Linked DNA regions of Mus musculus: region 2 is linked to region 1. The links are chromatin loops, found by intact Hi-C in ENCODE. Cell type or tissue: heart. All regions are shown on one strand. Each heading gives the region's core, and the rest is flanking DNA. Links, peaks and the distances in the headings are about the cores only. Region 1 has its middle 22 kb from the start of Esx1. Region 2 holds the start of Fam199x (family with sequence similarity 199, X-linked).

The links. Hi-C counts contacts between places; a loop is a spot of excess contacts. Peaks named below come from ENCODE experiments on the same cell type or tissue, not always from the same donor. Only the 100,000 strongest peaks of a DNase experiment are listed, where the experiment ranks them.
Region 2: it touches region 1 in a loop (2.7-fold over the local background); 3 of 42 quality-filtered maps call a loop at or near these places.

Annotation. Positions count from the first base shown.
Region 1 is chrX:137,139,658-137,145,033 of GRCm38, reverse strand. No RefSeq gene overlaps it. Among named protein-coding and RNA genes, the nearest start is that of Esx1, 22 kb to the right of the region's middle. In heart, for the core only: CTCF peaks have their summits at 160 (motif pointing right), 2,271 (motif pointing right) and 3,158 (motif pointing right); no DNase peak of the experiment used is centred there.
Region 2 is chrX:137,046,305-137,051,680 of GRCm38, reverse strand. It overlaps Fam199x (family with sequence similarity 199, X-linked), which reads right to left and starts at 2,087. Exons shown (of 6, transcript NM_146261.2): 1 at 1,612-2,087. The coding sequence starts at 1,808. In heart, for the core only: a CTCF peak has its summit at 2,179; a DNase peak (open chromatin) is centred at 2,160; H3K4me3 peaks cover 2,191 bases; H3K27ac peaks cover 1,600 bases; H3K27me3 peaks cover 866 bases.

The DNA.
Region 1 (5,376 bases), core at 128-5,127:
GCCACAGTGTGAAGAAATACCTGGGGGAGCACGCTTTCAGGGATGAAAGGGGGGAGATGGTGGAAGAACTCTATGAGGGGGCACCAAGAAGGATAAACTGCATTTGTTGTGTAAATAAATACAAAAAAAAATTTTTTTAAGTCAGTGCTGCAGTATGCTATTTGGCCACATGAGGGCGTACTAAAACTACTTTTTTCTTTTTTTTTTAATTGGCTATTTTCTTTATTTACATTTCAAATTTTATCCCTTTCCCGGTTTCCACCCTCAGAAACCCCCTATTCCATCCCCCTGCTCCTATGAGGGTGTTTCCCCCACGCACTCCTGCCTCCCTGTCCTCAAATTCCACTACAGTGGGGCATGCAGCCTTCACAGGACTAAGGGCCTCTCCTCCCACTGATATCCAACAAGGCCATCCTCTGCTACATATGCAACTGGAGCCATGGGTCGCTCTACGTGTACTCTATGGTTGGTGGTTTAGTCCCTGGGAGCTCTGGGGTGTTTGGCCGGTTGACACTTTTGCTCCCTCCATGGGACTGCAAACCCCTTCAGTTCCTTCAGTCCTTTCTCTAGCTCTTCCATCGGAACCCTGCACTCAGTCCAATGATTGGCTGTGAGCATCCACATCTGTATTTGTCAGGCACTGGCAGAGCCTCTCAGGAGACAGCCATATCAGGCTCCTGTCAGCAAGCACTTCCTGGCATTCACAATAGTGTCTGGGTTTGGTGACTGTATATGGGATGGGTCCCCAGGTGGGGCAGTCTCTGGATGGTCTTTCCTTCTGTCTCTGCTCCACACTTTGTCTCCGTATTTGCTGCTGTGAGTACTTTATTTTTTAACTCACAAATTTCCAGCACCTTAGGAGGAAAATGTGTGGGATATCTGAAATATCTATTCTCGGGTTTCTCCTAAGCTTCCTTACTGGACAGAAATAGAAGGACTTAACAAAGCTAGAATGTCTTCAAAAATCCAGCTTCTGTGTGGGCTGCATGCATTGCCAGTCCCTTTTGCCCTACCAGGGAACTGCTTCCAAATACACCGTATCTCTTGTTCTTGACCTCCAATGCTTTGGCGCAAAAACTAGGATTCTCACTCATGAGTCAGGCTGATGTGAGTGATAACCACAAAAATAGAATATGACAATGCAATGCAATCTGGAGAAATGGCTCAGTGGTTACGAGTACTTGCTGCCCTTGAAAAGGACCAATACTCAGTTCCCAATACGCAAATGGCAGCTCACAAATGTCTGCCAAGCCAGCCCCAGGACAGCTGATGCACTGTTCTGGCCTCCTGGAGCCCCAGGGACACAGGTGGTGCATGAGAAAAAGTCACAAAATATTTGCATAATAATAAAATACATAAAATTTTTTTTCAAGAACATGGAGGTGTAAGAAAGTGATTGTGGTGAGAATCTCATGCTGGCAGAAATGTCACCCCTCTCCTAGAAACTTTTAGTACTAGTAGGAACGGATGCCTTTCCAAACTGGTGAAGGAGGAGATAAGAGCCTTCCTTCATCACTCTTCTGAAATCACACAAACTGCCTAACGGGAGCTTGCTCTCCCCCAACCCCACCCCAGAAGGTAAGGAAGCAGAATTGGGAATGATTTGCATTTCAGAACTAAACACTAAAGTTTAGAAAGGTGCCAGCTGAAAGGCAGTGAAGCAGACGGAATAAAAAAGATCAGACACCTTAGGGGGTTTGCCAAGTCATCAGAGTTACCACGGCCTAAGAAAAGGTTCAGTGAATTGGGGATGTGTGAATACATCTATCAGCCCAGTACCTGGCAGGCTGGCTGATCCAAATTCAAGGACCACCTGAGCTACACAGCGAACTCAAGGCCTGTCTGGAATGTACAGTGAAACCCTGTCTCAAAATAAAGTAAAACATTAACACAATTGTAAAGCAAGTTGCTTGTTCTTTTGTAACTGCCTTTACTCCATCTCCCCAAAACATTCTCCTCTGTGTTTTTTAAAAAGCAGAAGGAAAGATGGGTTAAGGCTCCTAGACAATTGATACTACAAGAAGATCAAAATGTATGTCTCACTTAGGGTTTTACTGCTGTAAGCAGATACCATGACCAAGGCAACTCTTGTAAAGGACAGCATTTAATTGGGGCTGGCTTACAGTTCAGAGGTTCAGTCCATTATCATCAAGACAGGAACATGGCAGCATCCAGGCAGGCATAGTGCTAGAGAAGGAGCTGAGAGTTCCACATCTTGATCTGAAGGCAGCCAGGAGGAGACTGTCTTCTACAAGCAGCCAGGAGGGGGCGCTCTTCCTCACTGAGAGGAGACTGAGCATCAGGGGCCCTCAAAGCCTGCCTACACAATGACACGCTTCCTCTAATAAAGCCACACTTCTTCCAACAAGGCCACATCCCCTAACAGTACAAGTTCCTATGGGCCAAGCATATTGAAACCACCACAATCTACCAAAACTATTAATCTCTCAGAATAATAGAATGAAAACATCTTGTGCCCACCCTTTATTTTAAGAGAATTGACTACTGGTGTAATTACAAAATAACTACTTTTTTTTTTCTGCCTGCAACTGAGGGTAGAGGTAACATGTTCCAAGTCACACCACCTGTAAGGTAAGGAATGTGTGTCTTTCATCAAGGAGCCTATATCAGCTATCATCTGACTGCATGATATTTGCACATTTCATGTTTAATAAGTTTTGAATAAGTAAACTTATAATTATGAATTGGAAGTTAGTCTGAAGGATTTTTTTATATATAAAGTAAGATGCCACTTCAAACTGACAAATCCAAGGGCTTCCATTTCCCATGCCACGTTTCTCTTTAGAGACATTCTGTCAATCAGTAGATTCCTCCAGTATGTCTCTCTGCCCAGGCCCGTGCTGTGCTACTACCGACATCAGCCATGTCCAGAGCATCCTTGATCACATTTGTCTGCTCCTTTATTTCACCATTTTCTTCTGCAAGAGATCCTGGCTGTATTTAACCTTTTAGCTCAGCATTTGATAACCGAAGATCCCTTGGAACATGTCTTATATTTGGATTTGTTCCTACTTGTACGTTATATTTGCCGGCATGCTTCTCCTTTTAGTTATAGTCTTCCAGCTGATTCTCCGGAGGAAGTTAAAAGCACTCACTCTTAAAACCGAGGAGGATGCTTGAAACCTAGTTGTCCAGCAGAGGGAGCTCTTGATCAGTGCAGGGTGAGTCTGGCAGCTAATGGCCCCAAACTGCAGGCCAGCTCTCAGCCTTACCAAAACACTACCTCCTACTTCTTAAGAAAACCTTGTTTGTTTGGTTTTGTTTGTTCTTTTTTTTCCCAACGCCAGCACAAATAACTGGATATAACTAGTGACAGTACATGGCCAGCTACAGGTATCCTTTCCAACACTATATATGTTCAGTTCATAATCTAAGATGCAGAAACAGTAGGAAGATAGTAGTCTCTGCAGCAAGCATTTAATCAAGGTGCCAAATGCCTCCAAAATAATAATTATTGTTCTAATTATAAAATACTTGATGTGAGCCCTATGGCAAGTGGTTTGCCTTTGCTTAAACTTTCTGAAAACGTCTGTAATACAGAAACCACGTTCCCCCCCCCACACACACACACACACAGGTTCAAAGAGGCTGATAAAACTTTTCTTTTCATATACGAAATCTATCTTAGTTGAATGAGAGCCCCACACGTGTCTAGTGTGCTCTCCTACTTTTTTGTATAAAAATAGCAACAGAGATGAGGATAGTAAATGTGGGGCGGCAGGATGGCTCACTGGGTATAAAGCCTGGCCACCTTCCATCCTCAAGACACCCACATAGTGGAAGGAGAATCCTCTGCCCTCGAATATTCTCCTGTGAACAATGGCAGCATGATCTCATGATATCGCTCCCCCTCTAAATAAATAAGTAAAGTTTTTTTTTAAAGAAGAAGAAGAGGAGGAGGAGGAGGAGGAGAAAGAGGAAGAAGAAGAAGAAGAAGAAGAAGAAGAAGAAGAAGAAGAAGAAGAAGAAGAAGAAGAAGAAGAAGAAGAAGAAGAAATGGGTAAAGCATGGTGATGTACGTCTATAATAAAAACGTACTTGAAGGGTAAAGATATGGCTCCACTGGAAATGGTGTTTCCACCCAACCTGAACAACAAAGTTCAATCCTCAGGGCACACGTGGTAGAAAGGGAGAACCGACTCCTATCCGTTGTCCTCTGACCTCTCTACCTATGCTTCGGGTACAATTGCATACAGAGGGAAGAGCAGGCAGGCTGGCAGACAAGATAAGACATGGATGCAGTTTAAATTTTTTAAAGAATCGTAAATGTGACTCACATAACAAGAGGGAAACTAGGCCTGGTACTGGAAACCCAGGGCTAGTGACGTCATGGGCCTTGGAAAAGTAGTACGACCAAACCATCATAATCCCTATCTACACTCTAAATGTTTGTCCTTATTCCCACAGAGAAGTGGAGTCCTCACCCCTCATCAAGGAAACTTTTCTTTGCAGTAGATGGAAAAGGTTTGGAGGGACGAAAGGGAAAGTGGGCAGTCCTGGCCAGGGACGTGTGCCACACTTCCCACATAAAGAAACGTGACCTGTGATCCCATAGGTCCAGAACATAGGTCTCCATGCTAAAGGAGACCCTGAGGCCCTGAGAGTTTAGCCAATAAGCTCCCATGCCCTGATATTCCTCCCTGCAAAAGTTATTTAATCTCTGGCCTACCCTGAGCAGTTGGCACACATCCATCTTCCAAGATGAACAACCAACAAGCAGTTTGGAGCCAAGGACTGTCTCTTTCATCTACCACTGCCATGGGGAGCACAGAAAAAGCCTTTGCCTACAGAGCTGTGCCCCACCTAAGTCTTCAGTAGAAGGCCTCTCTGCATTTCCAAACAACCACTGCTATCTTCCCCCAATAAGCTAGGTGGAGCAACCAGCCCAGGGCCTCCAGCTAGATGCTGTCCTTAGCCCACAGGCCCCAAATGATCCCAGCCTTGTCATGGGCTGTGGACTCCCCCTTCCTCCCCCCCCCCATCCTTCCATCCTTCATTCCTGACTCCTCTGTGCAGCACTCTAGTGATGACTGGAGGTCTGGGGGTCAGGGAATACCAGTTTGATTTCCCACATCTCAGACTGTGTATTCCCACCCTCTGAGCAGTATCTTGGCACTTCCCTACAGCCCACCACAGGCCCAGCAGCCACATTGGAATATACAGTCAAGCTCCCCAAGTTTCGCCTCCCCAGCAGCCATGCCCAGCAGCAGAGTAGAACAAAGCCCCACACATGAGTTTTAGGACATCCTGAACTTCACAATGAGCTTGGGGCCAACCTGTGAGATCCTGTCTCAAGAAAAATCACAGGAAATATGATCAAATAGGATACAACAACATGGGCTAGTTAAAGGGTGG
Region 2 (5,376 bases), core at 283-5,282, 94 kb after region 1:
TCATTGTAAAATGTGTTGCTCTAGTATTCGGAATAATTATTTAGCTATAACATTTTATTTCCAAAACTATAAATTTACTTTTCCAAGTGACATTATATATGTAAATGCACATGTTACACAGTAAAGAGAGACTGTTTTAAGGTTAGGGGAGGAAGATATGCAAAAATAGGGAAGGAGATGATCAAACTCACATAGCAAACTTGGGTCAGAAACCAGAACTGGATTCCTTCTTTCTATTATCCTTAGAGGGACCCTTTCCCTCCCCTCTTATCCATATTCTACCTCTGTGTGTGTGTGTGTGTGTGTGTGTGTGTGTGCGTGTGCGTGCGTGTATAAGAGGTTAGAAATGTGGCACCATGGTTAAGAGCATATGATGTCTTGCAGTTGACCCAAATTCTGTTCCCAGCATCACATTCAGCCTGTTCCCCGCCACCTGTAACTCAAGTTCTGCTGTCTTTGGCCTCCATACACACCTGCAGTCTCATGCCCATGCCCACTCTTGATTTGCACACAATTGAAAGTAAATTATTTTTAAAAGTTGAGCCTATATTGAAAAGCCCTGTCGCATCACCAATGTTAGGTATAACATTTAAATGCTTGCATGAGAGAATTCTCCAAAACACTGCCTTCTGATAAAATAATTTACATGAACACCTTTAAGAAATTATTTGTATAAATCAGCCCACCCTAAACTTGCTCTACTTCCCTCATCAGGGATGCAAGGCGGGTGGTATGCTATAGGACTCTTCCAGAGTTTACCTTTGGGGATACCCAACAGAAGTAAGGCAATGGAAGTAAGGAAGTAAGGAAGGGGGAAATGACTAGTTTATAGGGCAAGCATATAGCTCAGTTGGTAGAAAGCTTATCTAGCACGCATGAGGTTCAGGTTTCAAGCCATAGTACTGAAAAAAATATAAATTTGAACTGATTAAAACACACTAAGCTTAGTTGGACATCACAAATGTCTGTAATCCCAGCACTTGGGAGGCAGGTTTGAGGACCAGGAGTCCAAGGTCATCTTCCAGGCATAAGCAGTTTTGCTGATGGTCTAACCTATGAGAAATACTGGTCTCAAAGCAACAATGGGGAAAAAAAAAGACTAATTTCCCGGTACAATTTGGTTTAGGGTGAGGTTAAAATTGAGAAAGAGGAGGCTCGAGCTTGAAAGGTGCTTTCATAAGATCCACTGATCGATTTGGCTCTCTCAAATTTACTCTGTAGTGTACCGGAAACGAAAGGGGTTAAACTTTTGCAGATGAATCTAAAAATCAAGAGTTGGGGTTTAGGAGTCTCTGCGTATGGATGGGGGCGGGGGTCACGAAGAGGTAAAAGGGGAAGATCTGGATGGGAAGAATTACTAGAGTGCAAAAAGGAAAGGGGGAGAAGAAAGAAGGTGCAGGGAAGCTGGTCTTCAGAAAAATCAGGGGGCAGTGGGTGAAAACAGGGAGGAGCTGGGAAGAGCCTTGGTCAAAGGAAGATGGGGGAGGGGGCAGCCCGCAGCTCAGGCTTGCACGAGGGACCAGGAGGAACCCTGCAGGAGTGCAACCTGGCGTCCTCTTGCCCCGCCTGGCAGTGGGAAGTCCACCCCTGTTCTGGGAAGAGCTCCTTTACCTGTTGGTGTGAAACCGGTGGAGCGGATCCGTGCGATGGCAGGAGGAGAGCTGGCAGCCGAAGTCGCTGATGTCCAGGCAGCCAGGTTCCTCGCTGGGGCAGGTGCCCACCCCGCGAGGAGCTCCTAGGAAAGGGAAGGGCTCCTCTGGGGTTAAAAACTTCTCATAGGAAGTGGTGGCCGACGCCTCGTCGGACATGGTGGGAGATGGGCCGGCTTGGTCTCACTGGCTGCAGATGGGCTACTCTGGCACTCGCCCCTTCCCCCACGCTAACCTGGCCGCGGTGGCCTCCGCCCCCGAGTGTGCCCACCGCAGCCGCCCGAGGAGGGGAGGGCTCTGCACAAAGGTTGCTGCGAGGCCGCAGCAGCCCACCGGCCACACAGTCCGCTCCTCTGAAACCTCAGAAGCCGCCGCCACCGCCGCCAAGCCCGACGAGTCACTGCGGCGCCGCCGCCCGGCCCGGCCGCCCCGCCCACTGCGCTCGCTGCTCGCTGCCCGCTGCGGCTTCGGTCCGCCCCGTGGCCGCTGCCAGCTCCTGGGCTACCCGGAGCCGCTGCCCTTGCCCCCTGCCGGAGTGGAGGAGGAACTGAATGTCAGTGTCTTAAGCCCAGGGCGACCCAACCGGCCCGGTGCTCTACGCGGTCCCCAATTCTGGGATGCTTGAAGGGCCCACATCTCAGCCAAGCCCGCCCCCCTCGCCCCTCCTCCTCCTCCTCCTCTTTCTCCTCGTGCTTCCCACTCGCACTCCACGGCCAAACAGCAACAGTAGCCCTTAGGACTAGGGACTTAGCCAAGGTCATACTGAGGGAATATATGAAAAACGAGTCCCAGGTGCCCTTGAACACGTGGGACCACCCTGTCTCGATTCTACTTGTACTGGGCTCCTGCAGTAGGTGTGCCCAGCCAAAGCAATGAGCTGTAAGAGAAATGGACCATAGAGTGAGGAAGGAGAAAAAAAATGCCGCCTCACTTGTAAGTGGCCTCGCTTCAAAAACCCTGATAAAGCGGCTAGGCTGCTCAGAGATGCTGGGACTGTAATGTTCTTTTGTGTTCTGAGCTTTCTTTCCCTCGTAGTGTTTGGAATGTCCTGCCATTCTCCTCTGCTAATCCTTAAATCCCCAGCTCAAGCGCTAGCTTCTTGGTGAAGCCTTCCCTATCTCCCAAAGGAGACTTAGGCACTACCGCTGTTAGGTCCTGCAACCCTGCTTCCGTCGATATTATGGAGCTTAACTTGTTTGACTTAAATCAACTTACGAGGTATCACATGGTGCTCTTTGCTCCTGGCACTTCACTTCTGTGTTCTAGACAAGCGATTTTAAATCTTGGAGGCCTGGTTTTGTTTTAATATTCAGCTTTTTTAAAAGCCTGGGAAAAATCTCTGGAATAATTCTGATTGATCTTGAGTGAAGGATCCCAAATTCCTTATATAAAATATATAAATATATAACTTACATATAACCTACACACATTCTTCAAAATACTTTAAATCATCTCTAGGGTGCATAAATGCTATGAAAAGTTATGGTAATTTGTTTGAAGAATAACAAAAATCTGCATTTTAAAATACATGGGTATGATGGGACTTGAACCTAGGCCCTTGGGCATGCCTGTAGGACTGTTCAACCACATAGCTACACACTCAGCCCTTTCTCTCATGAGGATTTCCCCCACTCCCACCAACATGATTTTGTCTAAGGATGTGGATTCTAGAGATAGAGATAGCCACCTCTCCATTGTAGATGCAGGTATTTAGATACCTACCAGATGTGGCTCTTTTATTTAGATTGTTTTTTTTTTAAAGTATTGCACTGAGAACGTGGCTTTCAAAGTTATCATTCCTTAAGATGTAATTGGGTTGACCAATTAAAGCACTATACAAATGATGTTTTGCATCATAGTCCCCAGTGTACAAATCCACAGAAGTCTATCTGGGATTAGTGAGGTTAAATGAGCCATAGCTTATACAAAGGAAGGTGTGATGGTGTGAATATATTTGGCCCAGAGAGTGGCACTATTTGGAGCTGTGGCCTTGTTAGAGCAAGTGTGGCCTTCCTGGAGTAGGTGTGTCACTGTGGGTGTGGGCTTTAAAACCCTCATCCTAGCTACCTGGAAAGTCAGTCTTCCACTAGCAGCCTTCAGATGAAGATGTAGAACTCTCAGCTCCTCCTGTACCATGCCTGCCTGGATGCTGTCATGCTCCTGCCTTGATGATAATGGACTGAACCTCTGAATCTGTAAGTCAGCCCCAAGTAAATGTTGTCCTTATAAGAGATGCCTTCGTCATGGTGTCTGTTCACAGCAGTAAAACCCTTACTGAGACAGAAGGCTTGCAGTATATTTGAAAATAAGTGGTGATAAAGTAGAGTCCTCGCACGATCCTGTAGGTAGTATTCCAAGACTCAAGAGCATATGCTGGCAAATAACTAGTATGTTTACATTTCTCAGGGAAGTTTTATTTCAGCAAATATCATGAGCCATATTAATTTTTAAAAGAATCCTGTACTCGGTTTGTAAATTTACTTTCATATTGAATTTGTATAAGAAGGCTGAGTGTGCAGGAAGGCAGTTTTTGTTCTCAATCCCTCCTGTGGATTGTAGATTTTGCCCAAATTAAAGAAGAAATTATCAATAACTCAGGGTAGAAAGCCAGGCATGGTGACTCAAGCTGGCATTCACTGCACAGAGGAGGAGGACACAGGAGGGTTGCTAAAAGTTGAAGTCAAGCCTGGGCTGCACTGTAAGGCCCTGTAAATAAAATAAAATAACCTGGCGTACTCATTCCATACCTTCACTCTTGTTCAATGTGTCCCAATGATGTATCAGCTTATTTTTTCGAGACAGGGTTTCTCTGTATAGCCCTGGCTATCCTGAAACTCACTCTGTAGACCAGGCTGGCCTTGAACTCAGAAATCTGCCTGCCTCTGCCTCCCAAGTGCTGGGATTAAAGGCATGAACCACCACTGCCTGGCTTCATGGTTATTTGGAACTCTCTGTTTTGAGTATTATTTAAATTTATATTCAGATTTCTTTATTGTGGGGAATTGTTTGTTGGAACAATGGATGGAAAATGGATGTGATGGGGAACCACACATCTAAAGCTGCAAAAACAAAGTTTTGTAAGGACTGTGATAGAAGTTACACTTAAGAATGCTGCTCAAAGCAAGGGACTCCATGCCCAGTCTGAAGTCTGCAGAAGTAGCTATTAGGTAATTAACCAAACTGTCCGAGGTAAAATGTAGTCTCCAGGGACTGAAACACTATTTCTGGTCCCCTTTCCCCTCAACCCCCTCTCCTTTCAAAGCAGTCCACATTCTCCCCCAAAAAGTAATCTCATATCCTGAACTAACTATTCTGAACCAAGGGCCTTTTGGTTTCACAAACTTCTAGGGCAAGGAAGTCTTGAGTGCTAGCTTAGATTTTTCTGAAGTTAATGCAAACAACTGCCACAAACCTGCTAACTTAAGACAACAGCAATTTACTTTCCTCTAGTTCTGGACACTGAAAGTCTGAGGGCTAGCAGGGCCATGCTCATTCCAGAGTTGTTAGGGAAAAAATGGTCCCTTGTCTCTTAGTTTCTGGTGGCTGCACATAGCTTCCAGCACGTGTGACTTCATCTTTACATTTCATCTTACTTTTCACAATATTTCCCCTTGTGCATGTTTGTCAAATTTCTGTCTGCCTCAAGTATGTAACCATATTGTTACTAGGCTTCGCAGGCATAGTCATATAATTCAGTCCAAGGTCCTCAAATCAAAATTCATAATGA